Linked DNA regions of Homo sapiens: region 1 is linked to region 2. A link is a loop called in an ENCODE intact Hi-C map of the cell type or tissue named here. Cell type or tissue: PC-3. All regions are shown on one strand. Region 1 holds the start of LDHC (lactate dehydrogenase C). Region 2 overlaps TSG101 (tumor susceptibility 101).

Region 1 (8,000 bases), 83 kb after region 2:
ATATTTTAATAGGGAAAAATGATATAAAAATAGTTTTTCAATGAGCCTGGGTGACCGAAAGTCAAGGTAAGTAAATATTAAGATGTAGCAAAAATTGTTTGACTTCATATAATTGTTAGAACTTTTTAGAGCTGGGTGTTTTTTGTTTTTGTTTTTTTTTGCCATTCAGATAACAGTTTGAAACCAAGGAAAATAAAATGATTTCAAAGGCTTTTATTATATTTAGCCTTTATTTTTGTGTTTTTTGTTTTGTTTTGTTTGAGATGAAGTCTCACTCTGTCGCCCAGGCTGGAGTGCAGTGGCACAATCTCGGGCACTGCAACCTCCGTCTCCCAGGTTCAAGCAATTTTCGTGCTTCAGCCTCCCGAGTAGCTGGGATTACAGGCGCCCGCCACCATGTCCGGCTAATTTTTGTATTTTTAGTACAGACGGGGTTTCACCATATTGGTCAGGCTGGTCTCAAACTCCTAACCTCAAGTGATCTACCCACCTCAGCCTCGCAAAGTCCTGGGATTACAGGCCTGAGCCACTGCGCCCGGCCAGGATTTTATTATATTTAACCTTAACCCTAATTTCTGAGTTGGCTAAAGCTGCTTTTAGTATGCGTCGTTATGGCCCAAACAGGAAGGTAACCACCTCTGATGAACACTTATTGTTTTCATCTGTCTAGTGTCCCTTTTTCTGGTAATAGAATTTCTCTTTTCCATGGGAACCCATTCCATATGTTTCAGTGCAGTACAATTAACATTGGTTTTCCAAGCTTAGGGTAGATGGGCATAAAACCAGACCTAGCCAATTGTTCCATCCTTTCCTTCTGGTCACAGAAATCAGTTCATAAGTGGACATATGGCCCAGGTATAAGAAACAAGCATGTCTATGAAGTTTGAAAATGGAAGACGGAAGATTACATCTCACTTTTCTTTGGAATCATAAGCTCTAAGAATAACATGCAAATCTAAGAACATTAGTAAGGACTGTAGAGTTGGAGAAAAAACAAGAATCTAAGAACAAACTGTACAGCCATCTTTACCACCACATAGAAAGGCTCTACGAATTAAGCCAACAGAGAAAATCTAAACCAAGATATACAAAGACTATGTCTTGATATGTGTGAACTTCAGAATCCGGTAGTACCTGAAGCAGTTTTGCCCTATTTCCAGTTACATGAACAATATTTCGTCTTTTTCTGCTTACCCTAATTTAAACTGGGTTTTTGTCACATGTGACAGAGTACGGAACTATATACAAGGAGTGTATTCATTCAGATTTCAATAGCCAGATTCCAAAAGCGAACAGTAAGGGAAAGAAGTAAAAGTCCCTACTTAAGGCCAGGCGTGGTGGCTCATGCCTGTAATCCCAGCACTTTGGGAGGCTGAGGCAGGCGGATCACGAGGTCAAGAAATCAAGGCCATCCTGGCCAACATGATGAAACCCCGTCTCTACTAAAAATATAAAAATTAGCTGGGCGTGGTGGCACATGCCTGTAGTCCCAGCTACTCAGGAGGCTGAGGCAGGAGAACTGCTTGAACCCGGGAGGCAAAGGTTGCCGGGAGCCGAGATCCTGCCGCTGCACTCCAGCCTGGCAACAGAGCGAGACTCCGTCTCAAAAAAAAAAAAAAAAAAAAAAGAGAGAACAATAAACACTGGGGACTCCAAAAGCAGAGAGGGAGGAGGGCACAAGGGTTAAAAACAATACCTATTGGCAGCCAGGTGTGGTGGCTCATGCCTGTAATCCCAGTACTCTGGGAGGCCGAGGCAGGCGGATCACTTGAGGTCAGGAGTTCGAAACCAGCCTGGCCAACATGGAGAAACCCCATCTCTACTAAAAATATAAAAAATTAGCCAGGCCTGGTGGTGCATGCCTGTGGCCCCAGTTATTCAAGAGGCTGAGGCAGGAGAATCGCTTGATCCCGGGAGGTGGAGGTTGCAGTGGGCCAAGATCGCGCCACTGCACTCCAACCTGGGTAACAGACAAATCCTGTCTCAAAAAAAGAAAAAGAAAAGGAAAGTCAGAAAAAAAAAGAAAGGAAAAGAAAGAAGAAGTTTAAAAAAAAAGGAAAAGAAAGAGAGAAAGAAAAAGGAAGGAAGGAAGGAAGGAAGGGAGGGAGGGAGGGAGGGAGGAAAGGTCAAAGGATACATAATTGCTTTCAAGGGATTAACCTTGCAACCCTGAATACATCGACATATACAACACTCTGAAGTGCTCACTTGATTTTCAGCCACAGGATGGGCTTCTCACTCACCTTCAGTAAGATACTAATAGCACAAGCCATGCCTACGGCACCAGTTCCAACAATAGTAATTTTACACTGGGAGTTTTCATCATCCTCAATTAGCTTCTCAATTAGCTGCTCCTTGACAGTTGACATTTGGAGAACCTGATAGGGATAATGCAATTTCATTGGATTAACCACACTGAACATCTAAGAAACTACCTCTTCAGTTTGCAGAATGTTGGAGCCGGGGATGGGGGGAAGCCAAAGAAAGAATTTCCTGGTCAAAGGATGCGGGGAGGGTAAAGCAAGGCCCAGTCTACCAGGCAATGGGAGGGCTGGGGCACCAGCGGGCTTTTGGATTTCTCCCTGCCCCCAGCCACCACTTTCACCCCAGCACCACACGCTCACAAATGCTTTGCTTGGCGCAATCAGTACAGATGACCCACAGGGACAAAGCACCACCTTTGAAGGAAGGCACAGAAGTGACACCAGAAAAATACACCAACGACAGTTGAGGCGCTAAGCCCGTCGACGGTTGCCCTCCGTGCGACTCGAGACACGCACGTTCCCCCGCTCGGCTCTTATGCGTCAGCACGCAAGCTCCGCCCCCCGCCGGCCCAGGCGCGGGCATGGGGCGTCTTTTCTGCCCTGGAGCGCAGTGTGGGTGGCGGCGGTCCAGATCACCGAAATGCTGATGGGAAGAATTCTAGACTGGCCCAAAGAGTGTGCAAGACGGGGATATCCATGCATTGTTTGCAGGATTTTAAAAAATTATTAACTTCTGTAACTTCAGGACTGAGTGCTGAAATAAAGTTAGAATTTCTCTTGAGAGAACAGAGGGTGGTAATGAAACGCAAAGACGCGAAGGATGCTTTCAATTTACAGCAAGAAATTGTTAATATTTATAACTCATGGCCGGACGCGGTGGCTCACACCTGTAATCCCAGCACTTTGGGAGTCCGAGGCAGGTGGATCACCTGAGGTCAGGAGTTTGAGAACAGCCTGGCCAACATGGCGAAACCCCGTCTCTACTAAAAATATAAAATTAGTCGGGCATGGTGGTGCATGCCTGTAGTCCCAGCTACTTGGGAGGCTGAGGCAGGAGAATCGCTTGAACCCAGGAGGCGGAGGTTGCAGTGAGCCAAGATCGCGCCACTGCACTCCAGACTGGGCAACAAGAGAGAAACTCCATCTCAAAAAAAATTTACATATATATTTTTTTTTTTGTGAGAGAGATATATATCTCACAGAAGGGGACACAACCTACTCCATCTTTTGTAGAGTATTTGCATTTGAACCTTTTTCAAAATCCAAAATATAATTTATTTTTCTTATAATAGCCTGTAGTGTTGTTATTGTTGTTGTTTTTGAGACAGAGTCTCACTCTGTCGCCCAGGCTGGAGTGCAGTGGCACAATCTCAGTTCACTGCAACCTCCGCCGCCTGGGTTCAAGCAATTCTCCTGCCTCAGCCTCCCAAGTAACTGGGACTACAGGCGTGCGCCACCACGCCCGGCTAATTTTTGTATTTTTAGTAGAGATGGGGTTTCACCATGTTGGTCAGAATGGTCTCCAACTCCTGACCTAGTGATCCGCCCTCCCAAAGTGTTGGGATTACAGGCGTGAGCCACCGTGCTGAGCCACCGTGCCCAGCCGCCGGGCAAATTTTTTTGTATTTTTTTGTATTTCACCTTGCTGGCCAGGCTGGTCTCGAACTCTTGACCTCAAGTGATCCACCCACCTCGGCCTCCCAAAGTGCTGGGATTACAGGCGTGAACCACCGCACCCAGTCAGTATTTGTTTTCAATATGGTTCAGATTATGCAATAACCCTGCTTTAAACTCTTCCGTGGCTTTCCATTACAGGTAGAGTAACCCACTTTTACCACAACCTAGATCTTCAAGATTTGGCCTCCTACCCCCACTTCCCATATCATCTCAGGACACTCAATACACTTCCTTCCAACTAGGCTTTGGACAGCTTTTTTGGATCAGGACTTTTTGCTGTTCTTTAAACCAAGAAAGCTCTTTCCCCAGCCCTTCTCAAGGTTAATTCCTCATTTTCAGCTTTGCACATACATACTCTGGCTTTCCTTGACAAATGTCAACTACCATCATTTCCTGTATATCTCTCTCTTATGGCACTTTTCTCAACCAGCAACTAGCCTGAAGCTAGAGGCCTCCTATAGCAGACAGGAGCAGCAACCACTTGGTCCTATACCTCCACAGCAACCTCATTTATCCCCGGGCTGAGAGGGAGATTGCTGGCCTGGATGGACTGGAAATTTAAGCTCTACACCTGCCTCAGGCCCCTGGCGGCCAAGGAAGGTATCAGCTTGGTAGTGGCCAAACTGATGCTAGATGACTAGAACTGGCTCTTCATCCATGCCTGCCCAAATACTCCAAACTTACTTAACATTTTGCTTACTTGATTGCAGTAACTTTAGAACCAAAATTTGTCTTTATTTATTCTTGTACATTGCAACATTTACCAAAGCATAGTAGGTACTCACTAAAGAATTTTTGGGCCAGACATGGTGGCTCACTCCTGCAATCCCAGCACTTTGGGAGGCCGAGGCTTCAGCCCAGGAGTTCAAGACCAGTCTGGCAACATAGGGAGACCCCCATCTCTACCCCCAAAAATAAAAACAAAATAAAATAAAATAATTTTTTTTGAGACAGAGTCTCGCAGTCTCGCCCAGGCTGTAGTACAGTGGTCCGATCTCGGCTCACTGCAAGCTCCGCCTCCCGGGTTCACGCCATTCTCCTGCCTCAGCCTCCCGAGTAGCTGGGACTACAGGCGCCCGCCACCATGCCCAGCTAATTTTTTGTATTTTTAGTAGAGATGGAGTTTCACTATGTTAGCCAGGATGTTTTCAATCTCCTGACCTTGTGATCCACCCGCCTCAGCCTCCCAAAGTGCTGGGATTACAGGCGTGAGCCACCGCACCTGGCCAAAATAAAAAAAAAATTTAAAGAATTTTTAAAGAACATGGCTTTGAAGTACTGAGTTTTATTTTGGCAACATGGGCTTTAGTGGGGGAAAAAAAGGAAGTAGAACCATGTTCTGAGCATCACATTTGCTTCTACACTAACTGGCAACTTCTGTGAGATGGGGATAAGGCCTGCTTAATTTAGTTCCCAAGGTTACTATGGAAAAAAAAAATCAAGTTTCTTTGCAGAGTTGGCCTATTCCTTGCCTGGGGCAGGAAGGTACAAACTGAACCTGGAACATTTATTTTGCCCATAAGTAAGGAAACTTTACAAGATTGCATTTGAAAATTCATGAAAGATTAATAGAATCAGTCTATTTCACTTAAATATTATTTTTCAGTCATGTTGGTATTGACTAATTTATTGTATCAAATAATATAAAATTAATGTAAATTTAAAAATTTTAAAGACTGAAGGTGACTCAAAGTTTACAAAAGGCTACAGGATTAAGTACAGGCCTCTTTTTGTGCTAATTAAAATATTCTTTTTTTTTTTTTTGAAACAGGGTCTCACTCTGTCACCCAGGCTGGAGTACAGTGGTGGGATCTTGGCTCACTGCAACCTTTATCTCCCGGGTTCAAGGGATCCTCCCACCTGAGCCTCCTGTGCAGCTAGGACTACAGGCACCTGCCACCACGCCTAGCTAATTTCTTTTTTGTAGAGACAGGCTTTTGCCATGTTGCCCAGACTGGTCTGGAACTCCTGGGCTCAAGCAATCTACCCACCTTGGCCTCCTAAAGTGCTGGGAATTTGAAGCCACTGCACCCAGCCTATATTCTAAGATTAGATACTGGTGATGGTTGCCAACTATGTGAATACACTAAAAATCCACAGAACGATACGCTTTATAGCTGTGTCCAACCCTTTGAATGTGAGGACTCTTTAGGTGGCAGCAGGTATCCAGATCATGAACTTTTTTGTAGCTCATCAGCTATCATTAGTGTTAATTTCTTTAATTTTTATTGAGACAGTCTCGCTGTGTTGCCCAGGCTCGAGTGCAGTGGTGCCATCTTGGCTCACTTCAATCTCTGCCTCCCCGGTTCAAGCGATCCTCTCACCTCAGCCTCTTGTGCCTCAGCTTCCCAAGTAGCTGGGATTACAAGCATAGGCCACCATACCTGGCAAATCTTTCGATTTTTAGTACAGATGGGGTTTCACCATGTTGGCCATGCTAGTCTTGAACTCCTGATCCACCCGCCTCAGCCTCCCCAAGTGCTGGGATTATAGGTGTCAGCCACCACAGCTGGCACATGTTAGTGTATTTAATGTGTGGCCCAAGACAATTCTTCTTCCAATGTGGCTCAGGGAAAGCAAAAGATTGGACAACCAGGCTTTAAGATAATTCCTTCCCTTAACTAGCTCTCAGGAAAGAATCTTTGGAAAAAGATCCTGGAGTTGGGAATGACAATAATGTTGTTCAGTTAACCTTTACAAGTATGGTTTTCAGGCCTGGATAAGGGTCACAGTTGTATTTTCAGAAAAATGTGCAGAAAACTTGAGTAGACATCCACCAAGGTTACTTGTTTTTTTTGGTTTTGTTTTGTTTTTTTAACAGATGGGGTTTTGTTGTGTTGGCCAGGCTGGTCCCCAATTCCTGGCCTCCAGTGATCAGCCCACCTGGGCTTCCCAAAGTGCTGGGATTATAGGCATGAGCCACTGCACCCTGCCTTAAGATTGTTTTTAATTGTTACCAGCTTCCAGAGGACAAGATCTCAAAAATCTGTGTTCCCTATAGTGACACACTATCATTGCCTATATTCAGTTGGCAAATAAATTTTACATTTACATATAGAATGTTACTTTCCAATTATGATTAGCATTATTATCAAATATATAATACTTTGGGACTTACAATGGAAGTGGTACCAATACAACTCAGTTGACTATTACATCCTCTGCTATTAGTCAATAATATCCCTGTTAGAAAAAATCGTTGCAGGGTTGCCCAAGAATAGCCTAATATTTCCAAATTAATATAATAACTAGCAGCTTTATGACTTTATATCTTAATATAATGAATTAACCAAAGTAGTCACTGTTCAAGGTTTATTGGGGGTTTTAGTTGGTATAACACTTGGATAGTTGGTTGCATTGTTTGTATGTAGATCTTTTTACATTATATGGTAATGTACACTACTGATATAGTTCACAAAATAAGATCCTTTGGAAGAATTATGCACAAGACATGATATTGGATTTATACACTGGATCCCAGGATGTGACTCACTGGGAAAAAATGTTGGACTAGGCATGTTCAGTGAAGGAGCCAGGAAGTTATATAACACACGGTAAACATCCACCTGGCTCAAGGGGCAAATGCAGTACGTACAGCATTGGCAGTGGTGCGTCAGAGGTGGCAGAACTATTTCACACTAACCAGTTGAAGACTACACAAGATTAATACCATCCAGCATCAGGATATAGCTGTGGATTTTACAAACCATTCTTATTTCTAACTTCAGGAGTTGATGTTTTTCCCAGTCCATCTTAAAATATTACTGCTTTAATCACAGATCAGATAAAAAGGACAACATGCACAACCTCCACCTAGAATCCTGTTGTAGCCTAGACAGTGAAATGATATGACATCAGAAGACTTTAAAATTGCAGCTCCTTTTGGATCCCCCAAAGTGTATCTGCACTCTTCTTCAAACGGGCCTCTTCCTCAGAAGTCAGAGTCACCTTCACAAGGTCTGAGATTCCATTCTGTCCCAAAATGCAAGGAACACTAAGGAAGACATCATCCTTTATTCCGTAAAGACCCTGAAGATGAAATGAAAAAAAAAAAATCTC
Region 2 (8,000 bases):
CCTGTTTCACTCAGAGTTCAGTCCAAAGTTCTTGGGCCCAGAAGGCCCTACATGATCCTGCCCTCTTCCCCATTACTTTTCTGACCTCATCTCCTACTGGTCTCCTGTCTTAGGATTTGTCCACGGCCTATTTCTGTGCATGGATCAGCCAGGCCTATCCTTACCAATTTGCTGCCACCACCACCAATCCCCCCTCCAACCCCCCACCCACACACTCAACATCCAGAAGAGTGCTTGGTATATAGAAGTTTGCTGTTGAAGAGATTTGCTGAGTTCCTGAATGAACATAGAATCTTGTGAAGTTTATTTTTCTGTTATGTTTTCTGATAACTTGTAACCATCCTGAGGTCTGATGTAAATGTCATCCCCCCACCCCATAAAGGGTTATTTCCACCGTTTTTCTCATTGATACACACTATTCAGGTTCCAGTGGTGTGGTTTTGATTTATTAAAATGTATTTGTCATTAATGTAACTACAATATAATGAAATGATTGGAGTTAGAAACCTAAATGATAAAAGGTCTTTAATCCATAAGCAAAGCACACTAAATCTGGTGAAGCTCTCTTATTTTGGTTCAGCATTATCAATAAAATAGGAATAGTGCTGTTTGTCACCCTGTTTCTCATTGAAATAATAGTATAATCCTTTTGATTTGTAGAGAACCTTAGTTTACAAAGATCTTTTTTATATTAACTTGTTTCATTACATTAGGTACGAAGCATTTTTTTATAGCTTAGATGATTTCCATATATCCAAAGAATAGAAATGTGTGGAAAATGGTATATGTGGAATCAGATCTCATGTTTATGATTTTTGAACGGGTAATCAAATCAACTAATATTTTACTCTACATTTTCAAGAGTACTGTCTTAGGCATATAGGCTAGAGGCAAATTATTTTATGATAATTTAGGATATCCTTTAATATATATTGTTTTTCTACCCTTTGATCTTTACCTACTTGATTTGATTTTTTTCATCATATTTCATTAGTTGAACATTTAGTAGTCTGTTGAACTTTAGACTTAAAGGAAAGCAGAAACATAAAAGTATCATTTAGATATTAGAGTCCACAGTCACATTTTCTCAGTATATCAATGGTCACGATTTGGGCTGTTATTCTGTTACTGAGGCCATGAGAAAGAATGAATTTGGTTATTTATCCTTGTTTTTTTTGTTGTTGTTGTTTTTGAGACAGACTCGCTCTGTCGCCAAGGCTGGAGTGCAGTGGCGCGATCTTGGCTCACTGCAACCTCCACCTCTCAGGTTCAAGCAGTTCTACTGCCTCAGCCTCCCAAGTAGCTGGGATTAGAGGAGCGTACCACCACACCCGGCTAATTTTTATATTTTTAGTAGAGACAGGGTTTTACCATGTTGGCCAGGCTGATCTCCAACTGCAACTCCTGACCTCACCACCTGCCTCAACCCACCAAAGTGCTGGTATTACAGGCCTGAGCCACCACACCTGGCGCTATCCTTGTTTTTTGATACAGGATCTTGCTCTCTTGCTCAGGCTGGAGTGCAGCAGTGCTGTCTGCCCACTGCAACCTCCATCTCCTGGGCTCAGGTGATCCTCCCACCTCAGCCTCCTGAGTAGCTAGGACTGTAGACACATACCACCATGCCCGGCTAATTTTTGTATTGCCCAGGCTGGCCTTGAACTCCTAGATTCAAGTGATCCACCCGTGCTGGCCTCCCGGATTACAGATGTGAGTCACTGCACTAGGCTCCCTTGTTCTTTTTGAAACTTAGCAGTTTCACTCTGTAGATTTATTTTATTTTATTTTATTTTATTTTATTTTATTTTATTTTATTTTATTTTATTTTATTTTATTTTTGAGACAGAGTTTCGCTCTGCCACCCAGGCTGGAGTGCAGTGGCATGATCTCGGCTCACTGTAATCTCTGCCTCCTGGGTTCAAGTGATTCTCCTGCCTCAGCATCCTGAGTAGCTGAGACTATAGGCATGTGCCACCACACCCACTAATTTTTGTATTTTGTATGTTAGCCAGGCTGGTCAATCTCCTAACCTCAGGTGATCCACCTGCCTCGGCCTCCCAAAGTGCTGGGATTACAGGCATAAGCCACCTCACCCAGCCTGGATTTTAATTTTATGGTGTAATCTGAATTAAGAAAGATTTAAAATTTACCAGATGTTCAAAAATATTAGTATATAGTATGGTACCCAGAAGAGAATGGTGTTCCACTCAGTGACACTTCCATATGTTGTGAATTTATGTGTGAGGAATGTCAGTGGACTAATTGGCCCCTCCCTTTGGAGGATGTACTGTCAGCTGTGCTTGTGCCAGAATCTCCAGGTTTATTTGATCTCTGTAGAGTACTTTTTTTTTTTTTTTGAGACGGAGTCTCACTCTGTTGCCCAGGCTGGAGTGCAGTGATGCAATCTCAGCTCACTGCAAGCTCCGCCCTCCAGGTTCACGCCATTCTCCTGCCTCAGCCTTGATCTATGTAGAGTCCTTTTATCAGAGTGCTATAGACATCTTCAACCTCAGTTTACATAGTGTTTTGAAAACTAACTAGGGGAATGAGGAGGTGGTAGTCGGTGAATAATGAAGGAACAAACCAATTCATGTAGCAAAAAAAAAAAAAAAAACCTAACTGGTAGTATGCATTGAAACTTAACACAAAGATTCTTTTTCCTGTTACTGTAGGAGCAAAACATAAACTGACTATACCTATCTTAATCAGTTTCACATACAAGATCCCTGAAAAATAGTGGGTATGGATGGGCACCAGGTGAGCCACCATGAAGTTTCTCTACCACAACCACCACCCCTGCCCCTGGTAAAAAAAGAGGAAGTTAAAAGGCTTTGGTGATTCCTTACTCCAGTCTCAGCAGTGGTGAAAGTTCTCTTTTGAAGGTTGACTTATTTTAAAAAGCTATATAGATGATTGTAGTTGATTTATAGCTCTGAATCCTAGGCTTTAGGCCTTTAACATATACACAGTTTGACCTTTCAGTAGTTGCAGTTTAATAATAGTAAAATTGAAGAGTAGGTGTTTATTCCCGGTTAAAGCCAATACCTACCACAGAATTTTTCTTGGTAAAACTTCATAAATACTGTATATTTCAACCTCTGAGTTTTAAAAATGTCATTTTAAGATTTTGTTCCTAAAAATCAAATAAACAAGGATCAGAAACAGTAAGTTTGGAAGGGTGCTATTAACAGAGATTCAGGGACCAGTTTTACCTTTGTTAAAGTGTTGTTTAAAAATGTGGGAGTGGAAAACCCTGAAAATGCTGCAGCTGAATGATGTGTTTCTGTAGTTTCCACTCTTTAGTCCATACTGAATATTTAGATAAAGAAAGGAAAAGGTGAAGAAAAATAAGAGAGCTTACCTGTTAATATTTCTTTGAGGACAGAAGCTAGTAAACATGACAAGTTTTTCTTGACTGTCTTATCCAATGCTGTTCTTCCCTCTGGCCATCCTAGATTAAGTGTTTGGCCTACAGAAACTGTACTTTCAGGATATGGCACCCAAGGCACCCAGCCCATGTGGGTTTACTAGTGCACGCTTGCTTGTGTGCAGGTTTGGGTGCCTCTTCCCCACACCTTTCACAGACTTCCTTTGGGAATAACTGCCTCATCTTCAGGATAAGTAGCGTTTTCTTCCAATCCTGGACAGTCAGTGAGTCATGAGTGAAATTTAAATGCTGAGAGTTTAGTCTGCTAAATGTTAAATCCTTTTCTGCCAAAGCAATAATGATAACAGAAATAATGATAACAGAAATTCAAAGCAATAATGATAGATTTGAAAGCTTTTAAAAAAGCTATTGTGTAAGTTAACAAATGATTTTTATTTTGTTAGTAAAGGAAAGGTAGGAGAAGCTGATTCATTTGGCTTCCTGTCGTTATTCCTATAGAATACCTCTAACATAATAGATTCTTAAATTAGTCTTTTCACAAAACGTTAATTTTAATGGAATTACTTTGATTCTGATTCATTTTTTTAAGAATAGAATTTTAACTCTCCTTCAGATTTATTGGCTTTTGTGCTTATGCCTACCAGGTAGCATCTTTCATCTTTTATGACTTACTATGATAGCTGAATGATTTTGTCACACTGTTTCTTTTTTGGAGTAGTTATTATTTTGCTGTCTCATTTTAGCAAGACTTATACCTACTTACCTTCACTTTTGAAAACTTTAATTTTTATGTAAATGAATTTAAACTTTTTTTGTGGTGTGTGTTTATTTTCAAGAAGTGTAAACCTGCTGATAGCTTTCTTTAAATTTTTTCTTATTGATTGTGTTGATAGAAACTTTCTAGAGCTCAAGTAAAGCGCATTTTTCTGAGTGTTTAAAAGATAAATTGAGGCCCCCTAATTTCTTTGGAAGAAAAGCTCCATAGCCTGCACAAAGCCTGTAAGTAGTATTAGAAGCTTACATATTCATACACTATAAATAAAAAGGACTTTTGTAAGCCATGTAATGGATTTGCAGTGTTTGCACTTAATAGCACAGATCAGAACTCCTTTGCTCATACAGTTGTCTGAAATGTTCTTCCTTCTTCAGAGATAGACCTGTTTTTTGTTTTTTATTATGAAAGAAAAATAATCCTCATATGTTCTCGGTCTAGTTTCTAAATAGATGGTCAGTAAGCTACTGTGTGGGATTACTTGGGCTCCATAGTTTGCTGTGTAGCACAGATGCCAGACCTAGGACCATTATGTGGGCCTGAGCAAGTAACATCCAGGAGTAAAAATGCTGGGCAGGTAGTTTACTTTTGCTGATTAAGGGTGAGGTCAGAAAAATTATCGTTGAGTTATAGTTTACTTTGGGCTTATGGATTCTTTCTCTAATATAAAATAGCTTCATTTGAGTTCCAGGAAGTAGTGATCGTTTGTAAATACTCTTAGGAGATAAATGAAACCGGGTGTCTTAAGTGTTTAAATAGTGGCTTTAAATCAGGTAGTGTATACTAGTGCACTGTGAATATACTTGCATAAATTATTCAATGAATTTTTGGGTCCATTGAGTGTAGAGTGTTGGTTTCCTAATACTAGAAAAATTATATCTTATTTCCTAAGGATTAAGTTTGGAGATCAGATCCTACCTGACATTTAAAGGAAGTTTTGCTTAAGATTGTTACTCAAAGTCTGTTAGCTCTTCAACTGCTAATCTGGAATTGTAGAAGGGCACTTTTGAAATCTGACTCTGCTTGAGTAAAAAGGTCAGTGTGTTGGGGACTTGGGGTATGGCAGTTTGCCAAAAACTCTTCTTATTCTTGTTATAGCAGGTATAGAGAATATTCAAATTTCTTCTAAGATGTTTGAGAAGAAAGTTTGGTTTGGTAAGTGTTCACAAAGTAGATGAGAATCTTCCACCAAATCTTTTTTCTTATTTGTTTGCATAAACATTATCTTAAAGTGGCATGGTTCATCGAATTTTGAACTTTGATGAGTTTTTCTTTTACTTCTTTGAAAAACTCTGGGTTTTTCTTTTTTTACTTTCTTATTTCAGATCTTAGTTATAATTCCTTTTTTTTTTTTTACAAAGTAGTTCGATTTTTTAAAGTTTAGATATACTTCACAGTGAAGTCTATGTGTGATAGAGATAAGACTAGGTCTAATCTTGGTGTTTGTAACTTCCTCAGGTGAACTGTGACCTTTATAGGCCAAGCGACTGCTGCCTCGGCTTGGTTCTTATTTTGAGGGTTAATGACTTTGGCTGGAAAGTCTTGGCAAGGACTTATTTGGTGGTATTATGGTAGCATTTGCCTGAACATATTCTATAAAGAGAAACAGAATGTAAATTCCAGGATTTAAATGTGTGTTTTTAAAAATAAGGATTTAAAAATTTAGCATCAGTATAATTTGACCCATTAGACCAGATATAATAGCTTTAACAAAGTATGTTGATGTGTTTATGTGTGAAAAATTCACTAACTATAAAAAGACTCTTAAGTTTTCATTAGTTCTGATAACTTCTGTGCCAATGAATGGAATACCACCACTGTTGCATGTGATTGAATGCTTAATTATAGACATATCATTTAGGTACGTAATCTATGGGAGAAGGATTTTCCTTCCTGTCTCACAAGAACCATCATAATATTTCATATAGATTATAAGACAGGTTCTTCTAGAAAGGTTTTAAAATTCCTTTTGCTAATGCAGCCTTACTATAAACTGGGGACTTAATGAAATCTTCAATAGTCATCATATCATGAATCATCCTTTGGATATGAAATTCTAAACCAAACTCTTGTAGAAATTGGCTCTTTTTCACTTTCTTTAAAGGACTTTTTAAGTACAGTATAAGAAATTAGAGATTTTTATTCGGTCTAAATTCTGTCCAGATGACTGAACAGCTAAGACTTTAATTCATATTAAGTCTGTGAAAGAGAGCTCACTCTCTGACGTATTTTAATCTGTATGTTCAGTGAGTGTGGAAAGATGTGTTGCCTTTTTATATGGCCTCATTTGAAGTAGACCGACTTATTCTACAAATTGCCATGAAGAGCAAGTTCTTGATTAGGTAAGAAAATACTCTTTAGTTAAGGACCTGTAAAGTTTGGAAGTTCACAAAACCACCTGCACTTCTGACACTCATTGCAAGTTCATGGTTTCCCAAGGCCACCCTAAAGTTCTATAATTATCTAGAAGGACTTTAAAAGCTCACTGAAAGCTATTATACTCACAGTTATGACTTATGGCAAAAGATACAGATTAAAATAGGCTGAGGAAAGACACGTGGGCAACCCAGAAAGTTTCAAGTGCAAAGCTTCTAGTTGTCTTCTCCCAGTGGAGTCATAGGCAGTGCTGACTTTTCCCAGTAACAGTATGTATCATTATGCATGGAGTATTACCCACCAAGGTAGCTCACCTGAGCCTTGGGTCTAGAGTTTTTATCAGGACTTGGTCATATAGACACCATTGACTGCCTGTGAGGCTGACCTTTAGTCTCCAGCTCCTCCAGAGGTTGAGCTGTTACCTATCACTGCATGGCCCAGACCCCCCCATAAATCACACTGTTAGACTGTCTGGTGTAGATAAAGAACACTCTAATTAGTCAGGAAGTTCTGAGGGCTTAGACATCACCTCCAGGAGCCAAGGGCAAAGGCGTGGCCTCTCTGGGTAAAGTTAATTCTTTACTACACAGAACCAAGCTGTAAGGCATTTTGCCTTATTTTGCTTGAACTTTAAAAATATCCGAATACAGGAGCTGCTGCTACCGTCGCTGCAGCCACGGCAGGCACCGCCACCGCTGCCAGAGGAGTGGGCTTGGGAAAGAAGTGGTCACCTCACTTGGAGCTTTGCTCAGAAGCATCCTCGTCCCCTGCAGCCCTCCCACGGGAACGACTGGATAAAAGTGAGCTGGTACAGAAAGCCAACTCACTGAGCAGGCTGAGCGCTATGATGATATGGCTGTAGTCACGAAGGCAGTCACAGAACGAGGCATGAATACTCCAACGAAGAGAGAAATCTGCTCTCTGTTGCCTACAAGAACATGGTTGGTGCCCGCTGCTTTCCTGGCATGTCTTCTCCAGCATTGAGCAGAAAACAGAGGAATGAGAAACAGCAGCAGATGGGGAGAGAGTAGCATGAGAAGATAGAGGCAGAACTGCAGGACATCTGCAATGACGTTCTGGAGCTGTTGGACAAATATCTTGTTCTCAATTCTATACAACCATTTTCTATTTGAAAATGAAAGGAGATTATTTTAGGTATTTTTCTGAAGTGGCATCTGGAGACAACAAACAAACCACTGTGTGGAATTCCCAGCAGGCTTACCAGGAAGCATTTGAAATTAGTAAGAAAGAAGAAATGCAGCCTACACATCCAGTTTGACTTGGTCTGGCACTTAATTTCTCAGTCTTTTACTATGAGATTCTAAACTCTACTGAAAAGGCCTGCAGCCTGGCAAAAACAGTATTTGATGAAGCAATTACTGAATTGGATACACTGAATGAAGAGTCTTATAAAGACAGCACTCTGATCATGCAATTACTTGGGACAGTGTTACTCTGTGGACA

Evidence for each region. Peaks named below come from ENCODE experiments on the same cell type or tissue, not always from the same donor. Only the 100,000 strongest peaks of a DNase experiment are listed, where the experiment ranks them.
Region 1: it touches region 2 in a loop (2.7-fold over the local background); 11 of 110 quality-filtered maps call a loop at or near these places.

The regions. Positions count from the first base shown.
Region 1 is chr11:18,407,087-18,415,086 of GRCh38, reverse strand. It overlaps LDHA (lactate dehydrogenase A), which reads right to left. Exons shown (of 8, transcript NM_005566.4): 8 at 6,662-7,970. The coding sequence ends at 7,806. LDHC (lactate dehydrogenase C) reads right to left here and starts at 2,769. Exons shown (of 8, transcript NM_017448.5): 1 at 2,679-2,769; 2 at 2,244-2,378. The coding sequence starts at 2,369. In PC-3, CTCF peaks have their summits at 4,316 and 4,529; DNase peaks (open chromatin) are centred at 4,546 and 7,486; H3K27ac peaks cover 2,192 bases.
Region 2 is chr11:18,490,281-18,498,280 of GRCh38, reverse strand. All of the region lies in intron 7 of TSG101 (tumor susceptibility 101), which reads left to right. It also overlaps the pseudogene YWHABP2. Among named protein-coding and RNA genes, the nearest start is that of TSG101, 33 kb to the left of the region's middle. In PC-3, no CTCF peak of the experiment used is centred here; a DNase peak (open chromatin) is centred at 4,760; H3K4me3 peaks cover 1,505 bases; H3K27ac peaks cover 3,524 bases.